Regions from separate parts of the Homo sapiens genome. Here region 1 is linked to region 2. Evidence: read pairs that join two places in POLR2A ChIA-PET (ENCODE). Cell type or tissue: HepG2. All regions are shown on one strand. Links, peaks and the distances in the headings refer to the core of each region. The heading gives the core; the rest is flanking DNA.

What was found. ChIA-PET counts read pairs that join two places held together with the same protein. Peaks named below come from ENCODE experiments on the same cell type or tissue, not always from the same donor. Only the 100,000 strongest peaks of a DNase experiment are listed, where the experiment ranks them.
Region 1: POLR2A ChIA-PET joins it to region 2 with 5 read pairs; 7 of 35 experiments call an interaction of 5 or more read pairs at or near these places.

What each region holds. Positions count from the first base shown.
Region 1 is chr18:47,834,278-47,838,677 of GRCh38, reverse strand. It overlaps SMAD2 (SMAD family member 2), which reads left to right. Exons shown (of 11, transcript NM_005901.6): 11 at 1-4,400. Among named protein-coding and RNA genes, the nearest start is that of SMAD2, 94 kb to the left of the region's middle. In HepG2, for the core only: no CTCF peak of the experiment used is centred there; no DNase peak of the experiment used is centred there.
Region 2 is chr18:47,909,378-47,913,777 of GRCh38, reverse strand. The region is part of intron 1 of SMAD2 (SMAD family member 2); the gene reads left to right. Among named protein-coding and RNA genes, the nearest start is that of SMAD2, 19 kb to the left of the region's middle. In HepG2, for the core only: no CTCF peak of the experiment used is centred there; a DNase peak (open chromatin) is centred at 1,757.

The DNA.
Region 1 (4,400 bases), core at 140-4,139, 75 kb after region 2:
GCTCAGAAAGTCTTTATAACCACTGGTCAACGATTAGAAAAATATAACTGGATTTAGGCCTACCTTCTGGAATACCGCTGATTGTGCTCTTTTTATCCTACTTTAAAGAAGCTTTCATGATTAGATTTGAGCTATATCAGTTATACCGATTATACCTTATAATACACATTCAGTTAGTAAACATTTATTGATGCCTGTTGTTTGCCCAGCCACTGTGATGGATATTGAATAATAAAAAGATGACTAGGACGGGGCCCTGACCCTTGAGCTGTGCTTGGTCTTGTAGAGGTTGTGTTTTTTTTCCTCAGGACCTGTCACTTTGGCAGAAGGAAATCTGCCTAATTTTTCTTGAAAGCTAAATTTTCTTTGTAAGTTTTTACAAATTGTTTAATACCTAGTTGTATTTTTTACCTTAAGCCACATTGAGTTTTGCTTGATTTGTCTGTCTTTTAAACACTGTCAAATGCTTTCCCTTTTGTTAAAATTATTTTAATTTCACTTTTTTTGTGCCCTTGTCAATTTAAGACTAAGACTTTGAAGGTAAAACAAACAAACAAACATCAGTCTTAGTCTCTTGCTAGTTGAAATCAAATAAAAGAAAATATATACCCAGTTGGTTTCTCTACCTCTTAAAAGCTTCCCATATATACCTTTAAGATCCTTCTCTTTTTTCTTTAACTACTAAATAGGTTCAGCATTTATTCAGTGTTAGATACCCTCTTCGTCTGAGGGTGGCGTAGGTTTATGTTGGGATATAAAGTAACACAAGACAATCTTCACTGTACATAAAATATGTCTTCATGTACAGTCTTTACTTTAAAAGCTGAACATTCCAATTTGCGCCTTCCCTCCCAAGCCCCTGCCCACCAAGTATCTCTTTAGATATCTAGTCTGTGGACATGAACAATGAATACTTTTTTCTTACTCTGATCGAAGGCATTGATACTTAGACATATCAAACATTTCTTCCTTTCATATGCTTTACTTTGCTAAATCTATTATATTCATTGCCTGAATTTTATTCTTCCTTTCTACCTGACAACACACATCCAGGTGGTACTTGCTGGTTATCCTCTTTCTTGTTAGCCTTGTTTTTTGTTTTTTTTTTTTTTTTTTGAGAGGGAGTCTCGCTCTGTTGCCCAACCTGGAGTGCAGTGGTGCGATCTTGGTTCACTGCAAGCTCCGCCTCCCGGGTTCACGCCATGCTTCTGCCTCAGCCTCCCAAGTAGCTGGGACTACAGGCGCCCACCACCACACTCGGCTAATTTTTTGTATTTTTAGTAGAGACGGGGTTTCACCGTGTTGGCCAGGATGGTCTCGATCTCCTGACCTCGTGATCTGTCCACCTCGGCTTCCCAAAGTGCTGGGATTACAGGCATGAGCCACCGCGCCCAGCCTAGCCATATTTTTATCTGCATATATCAGAATGTTTCTCTCCTTTGAACTTATTAACAAAAAAGGAACATGCTTTTCATACCTAGAGTCCTAATTTCTTCATCATGAAGGTTGCTATTCAAATTGATCAATCATTTTAATTTTACAAATGGCTCAAAAATTCTGTTCAGTAAATGTCTTTGTGACTGGCAAATGGCATAAATTATGTTTAAGATTATGAACTTTTCTGACAGTTGCAGCCAATGTTTTCCCTACGATACCAGATTTCCATCTTGGGGCATATTGGATTGTTGTATTTAAGACAGTCAGAATAATGATAGTGTGTGGTCTCCAGAGGTAGTCAGAATCCTGCTATTGAGTTCTTTTTATATCTTCCTTTTCAATTTTTTATTACCATTTTGTTTGTTTAGACTACACTTTGTAGGGATTGAGGGGCAAATTATCTCTTGGAGTGGAATTCCTGTGTTTTGAGCCTTACAACCAGGAAATATGAGCTATACTAGATAGCCTCATGATAGCATTTACGATAAGAACTTATCTCGTGTGTTCATGTAATTTTTTGAGTAGGAACTGTTTTATCTTGAATATTGTAGCTAACTATATATAGCAGAACTGCCTCAGTCTTTTTAAGAAGGAAATAAATAATATATGTGTATGAATTTATATATACATATACACTCATAGACAAACTTAACAGTTGGGGTCATTCTAACAGTTAAAACAATTGTTCCATTGTTTAAATCTCAGATCCTGGTAAAATGTTCTTAATTTGTCTGTGTACATTTTCCTTTCATGGACAGACCATTGGAGTACATTAATTTTCTTAATCTGCCATTTGGCAGTTCATTTAATATACCATTTTTTGGCAACTTGGTAACTAAGAATCACAGCCAAAATTTGTTAACATCAAAGAAAGCTCTGCCATATACCCCGTTACTAAATTATTATACATCCAGCAGATTCTGGGATGTACTAACTTAGGGTTAACTTTGTTGTTGTTGATAATACTAGATTGCTCCCTCTTTAATTCTTCTTCTGGTGCAAGGTTGCTGCTTAAGTTACCCTGGGAAATACTACTACAAGGTCAAATTTTCTAGTATCTTACAGCCTGATTGAAGGTGATTCAGATCTTTGCTCAATATAAATGGATTTTCCAAGATTCTCTGGGCCATCCTTGACCCACAGGTGATCTCGCTGGAGTATATTAACTTAACTTCAGTGCCAGTTGGTTTGGTGCCATGAGATCCATAATGAATCCAGAACTTCACCATTGCTTAGATATAAGAGTCCCTTGGAAGAATAATGCCACTGATGATGGGGGTCAGAAGGTGTATTAACTCAACATAGAGGGCTTTTAGATTTTTCTTCAAAAAAATTTCGAGAAAAGTATTCTTTTACCCTCCAAACAGTTAACAGCTCTTAGTTTCTCCAAATATGCTCTTTGATTTACTTATTTTTAATTAAAGATGGTAATTTATTGAACAATGAAATCCGTAATATATTGATTTAAGGACAAAAGTGAAGTTTTAGAATTATAAAAGTACTTAAATATTATATATTTTCCATTTCATAATTGTTTTCCTTTCTCTGTGGCTTTAAAGTTTTTGACTATTTTACAATGTTAATCACTAGGTAACTTGCCATATTTCTGGTTCTATATTAAGTTCTATCCTTTATAATGCTGTTATTATAAAGCTGGTTTTTAGCATTTGTCTGTAGCAATAGAAATTTTACTAAGTCTCTGTTCTCCCAGTAAGTTTTTTCTTTTCTCAGTAAGTCCCTAAGAAAACATTTGTTTGCCACTCTTACTATTCCCAATCTTGGATTGTTCGAGCTGAAAAAAAATTTGATGAGAAACAGGAGGATCCTTTTCTGGTGAATATAGGTTCCTGCTTTAAGAATGTGGAAATCCATTGCTTTATATAACTAATATACACACAGATTAATTAAAATTGTGAGAAATAATTCACACATGACAAGTAGGTAACATGCATGAGTTTTGAATTTTTTTAAAAACCCAACTGTTTGACAAAATATAGAACCCAAATTGGTACTTTCTTAGACCAGTGTAACCTCACACCTCAGTTTTGCTTTTCCAACCCTGACTTGAAAGGCATATTTGTATCTTTTTATTAGTGATAGTGAAGCTGTGACACTAACCTTTTATACAAAAGAGTAAAGAAAGAAAAACTACAGCGATTAAGATGAGAACAGTTCTGCAGTTGTTGAACTAGATCACAGCATTGTAGGCAGAATAAAAAATGTTCATATCTGAGAATATTCCTTTCGCCATCTTTTCCCAAGGCCAGACCTCCTGGTGGAGCACAGTTAAAAGTAACATTCTGGGCCTTTGTAATCGGAGGGCTGTGTCTCCAGCTGGCAGCCTTTGTTTTAATATATAATGCAGGACTGTGGAAAACAGTTGGCATAGAATATTTTCACCTAAAAAAGAAAGAAAAGACATACAAAACTGGATTAATTGCAAAAAGAGAATACAGTAAAATACCATATAACTGGACAAAGCTAGAAGAACCTTTAGAAGATTTGTCTGAAAACAGATTTCAAGAGTGAGCTTTTATACACTGCTCACTAATTTGCTTGATTACTACCAACTCTTCTTAAAGTTAACACGTTTAAGGTATTTCTGGACTTCCTAGCCTTTTAGCAAGCTTAGAGGAACTAGCCATTAGCTAGTGATGTAAAAATATTTTGGGGACTGATGCCCTTAAAGGTTATGCCCTTGAAAGTTCTTACCTTTTCTCTAGTGATATTAAGGAACGAGTGGGTAGTGTTCTCAGGGTGACCAGCTGCCCTAAAGTGCCTGGGATTGAGGGTTTCCCTGGATGCGGGACTTTCCCTGGATACAAAACTTTTAGCAGAGTTTTGTATATATGTGGATTTTTCTGATAAGTAGCACATCAGAGGCCTTAACCACTGCCCAAAAGCGATTCTCCATTGAGAGTACATATCTTGAACTTAAGAAATTCATTTGCTCTGATTTTTAA
Region 2 (4,400 bases), core at 108-4,107:
TATTCTGTAAATGACTCATTCACGTTTTGATAGCAACTTGATTATAAATCTAGTTTTCTTTTTTGTATTTCATTTGTTTTTAACCTGGAACACATTGTTATCTGTTCCTTGTCAGCCTACATTCAGTCTATTTACACTTCAAAAATATTGGCTAAAAATGCTTCAGTTTTTAAAATAAAAGCTTAACTAATTGAAGATGTATTATCAGCATTACTTACAACAAATGTTATTTTATTACATAATTTAAAAATTCTCCGGAGATATTAGACAGATGTCAGCCAACCATGGTTACTGAGACATGCAAAGGTAAGGCTGGCAACTTTAAGTGTTCACTTAGTTCCAAAATGGTTTTAACTCCTCTTGTAAGACATGGGACACTGAAATCATGTGGCAATACCAGGTCATGTGGCCATTCAGATGACCCAGAATAGGCCTAAACTTAAGTTAGTTTCATTTCAGTGAAGAAACAATATTGTAAAGGTTTTATAGAAAACTTTTAGATCCCCAGGAATACAGCTTAACTCATAAGAAACATTTCTCCTAACGAAAGTGTAACAGGCTGGGCGCTGTGGCTCATGCCTGTAATCCCTGTGCTTTGGGAGGCCGAGGCGGATGGATCATCTGAGGTCAGGAGTTTGAGACCAGCCTGGCCAATATGGTGAAACCCCATCTCTACTAAAAACACAAAAAATTAGCCGAGCGTGTTGACGCGTGCCTGTAATCCCAGCTACTCCGGAGGCTGAGGCAGGAGAACTGCTTGAACCTGGGAGGTGGAGGTTGCAGTGAGCTGAGGTCACGCCATTGCACTCCAACCTGGGCAACAAGAGTGAAACTCCTCAAAAAAAAAAAGTGTTACAGAAACTGTTTACTCTCATTCCTCCTAATGCTGGAAATCCCTTTTTTTTTTTTTTTTTTTTTTGCTGTTTATACAGAAGTTTCATTTTTTATTCTTTTTTTAGGCTAAATTCTTATGAATGGAATAATTGAACCAAAGATACAGATACTTGTAGGGAGATTCTTTTATTTTGCTTTTTCTATCAGTTTTTCACAAGGAACAGAGAGATTACTCATGCTAACTCAAAAAGAGGTTTTGTTCTGAGGATATAATTGTGGAGCTGGAACAGGCCTGGACAGTCCTCAGAAACCAAGCCTAGAGATTGGCTGCTCTGCTTTTCTTCAAGACACCAGTTGTCTCTGCCTAGCTCTGGCACACACTCTTACTTGTACACTGACTGCTAGCTCCCCTGAGTCTACTATATTTTATGCTGCCTCCTGGCCATGTGATGAACATAGTTACTTACATAAAGGCATGTATAAAACTGACCCTTTAGCCTTCAGGGTTGCTTCTCTTTCCTCATTCCTAATAGTGATGAATGTACCATTACATGCCACTCAGTTACATTAGGTAGTCGGTCACATTAGTTGTGTTTCAATCCTTTTCCCTAAACTGCACGTCCAGTAGGTCATTCAAAATGCAAATTGTCACTGGAATAAATGAAGTAATACTCCTATCATTAGCAGTAATTTCTGTCTTCAGCTCTTTAATCTGCACTGGCCTTATTTTCCCCTCATCTTCTGCCACAGTGCTTCCTGTGCACCGTATTTTAGTGATAACCTAAATTTTTCGTCTCTCCTAAAACGTTTCCTGTCTTTAGAAAACATGCTGAACTTTCTGCCTGCTGTACTATCTCTCTCAATACTTGTGCTCTGGTGTCAACTTTAGTGTCACCTTTCCCTTCCAAAGGTTGAATCCTGTTCTCTGTGCTAGGATAAGACTGTGTCACATGATACTACGGTGTCTGTAGTTGGCTCCTCTAGAGCATACTTTGTGGCACAGAGTAGGAATCCAACAGGGGCCAAAGGTAGCCAAGTACACTTTTTGCTGCCTGATAGTCCCAGGTTATTAGTTGGTAGATGATTACATGCGTTTGATGGAGTTTTGTGTATTTGCTTTATTTTATCAAGTTACATACTACAGTGCTTATTTATGTGTCGTATTATAGGTCTACCACTATAGACAGTTTAACCGGGCTGTTAAGTTCACTGTTGCTCTTTTATTTGCATTACAGTTCCCTAATTCTATGCAAACCTCACTTTCCCACCATTTCTACTATATTGCTAAAGAAAGTTACATAATCCTATTATTGACTCCTTTCAAATTTTTAGTGTTTGAACCCTAGTTGGACTCCCAAGGTTGCCAATGCAGTATTGTTATGTGGCATTCCATACATCCCTAAAAAGGGTTGACATGGCCAAATTTATGAAATTTATGAAATTTGGCATGCTGTGTTGCCTCTTCCTGGAGGGAGGCCTTGGGGCCAGTCTCCTGAATTGAGCTTGAGGATGCATTGATTTTTTTTCTGTTTCGAGGGGCGTGAGTATGATTATATTAGGTTATGGCCATTATTTTCTTTTTTTTTTTTTTTCCAGATGGAGTCTCGCTCTGTTGCCCAGACTAGAGTGCAGTGGCGTGGTTTTGGCTCACTGCAACCTCTGCCTCCCAGGTTCAAGCGATTCTCCTGCCTCAGCCTCACGAGTAGTTGGGACTACAGGCACTCGCCACCACGCCCAGCTAATTTTTGTATTTTTAGTAGACATGGGGTTTCACCATGTTGGTCAGGCTAGTTCTCGAATGCCTGACCTCGTGATCCAACCGCCTCTGCCTCTCAAAGTGCTGGGATTACAGGCGTGAGCCACCACGCCTGGCAGTTATGGCCATTATTTTCTAGCAAATTATACCAAGGGCTGAATATCCTCAGTTTGAGGACCTTTTTTGAGAACATTCTTTTGATAATTTAAAGTCCTTTTTTGAGCTTTTATTTAATGTTTCTTTTTTAGTAAATATACAGTTGACCCTTGAACAATGGGGTGGTTGGGGTGCTGTCCTGCACAGTGAAGAATCTGTGTATAACTTTTGACTCTCCTAAAACTTACGACCTACTGTTGACTGGAAGCCTTACCAATACATAAACAGTTGATTAACCCATATTTTGCATGTCACATGCATGATAAACTGTATTCTTTAAGCTAGAGAAAAGAAACCTACTAAGAAAATCATAAGGAAGAGAAAATACATATACTATTCACTAAGTGGAAGTGGATCATCATGAAGGTCTTCATCCTCATTGTCTTCACTCTGAGTAGGCTGAGGAGTGGTTGGTCATGCTGTCTCACAGGTAGAAGAGGCAGACTGGGAGTCAGGCACATTCAGTGTAACTTTATGAAAATAAGCAATTTTTGCCTGACTTTTTGCATTTTCATTTCTCCAAAAATGTTTCTGTGTGGTACCAGTCCTCCTTACACCTTTTGCTTTAGTTTCAGTGCCCATGTAATGGAAGGATCTGTGTTATAAAAGAAGTCAAAAGCAGCCTTCAATAATTAGAACCCTATATTATATATAGCTAGATTGTCCTATGTCAATTTGTTTTCTGGCACTGCTTCTTCTGCATCTTCTTCCTCATCATCTGGAGCTAGTTTAGAAGCACTGATCTCTGTTACGTCGTCTTCTGTTAATTCCTCTGATGTGTGGAGTCTGTTAGCCCTTGAATTTCTCTAAAAAGATCCATCTCTTGAAGCCCTTCACTCCCCACTTTTTTTTTTTTTTTTCCATATCCACAATCTCTTATGATTTCCTCGATAGGCTCTGGTGTAAATGCTGTGAAGTCGGGCACATCTGGATACTGTTTTCTCTAGTAGGAATGTATCATTTTGGACTTGATGGCTTTCATGGTTTTTTCTATAACAGCAATGGCATCTTCCATGGCGTAATCCTTCCATACTTTGATGACACTCTATCAGAGTTCTTTTTTGTAACATTGACGGTCTTTTCCATGGAGTACTGTGTGTAATGAGCCTTAAAGGTCCTTATGACTCCCTGATTTAGAGATGTTATTAATGTGTTCAGGGACAAGTAGATCACTTTGACATATTTGGTGTTGGAATCATGGGATTGTGGGTTACCAGCGACATTGTCCAATGTCAAAAGAACTTTAAAAGGCAGTCTTTTACTGGCAGGGTACTTGACTTCAGGGACAAAGCATTGATGGAACGAATCCAGAGAAAAGCGTTCTGGTTGCCCTGGCCTTTTTGTTGTGGCAGCCGGTGTTTATCTTTTCCCTTCAAGGATTGGAGGTCAGCAGCTTTATAGAGAAGGGCAGTGCTGATCATAAACCTGGACATATTTGCACAAAACAGTAGAGTTAGCCTGTCCTTTCCTACCTCAGATCTGGTGCTTGTTTCTCTTTTTGCTAATAAATGTCCTTTGTGGCAGTTTTTTCCCCTAGAATACAGCACTTGCGCCTGCATTAAAAACCCGTTCAGGCAGATACCCTTTCTCCTCAGTGATTTTCTTAATGGTGCCTAGGAACTAACTCATCTACTTTGGTTGACAGAAGCTCCTT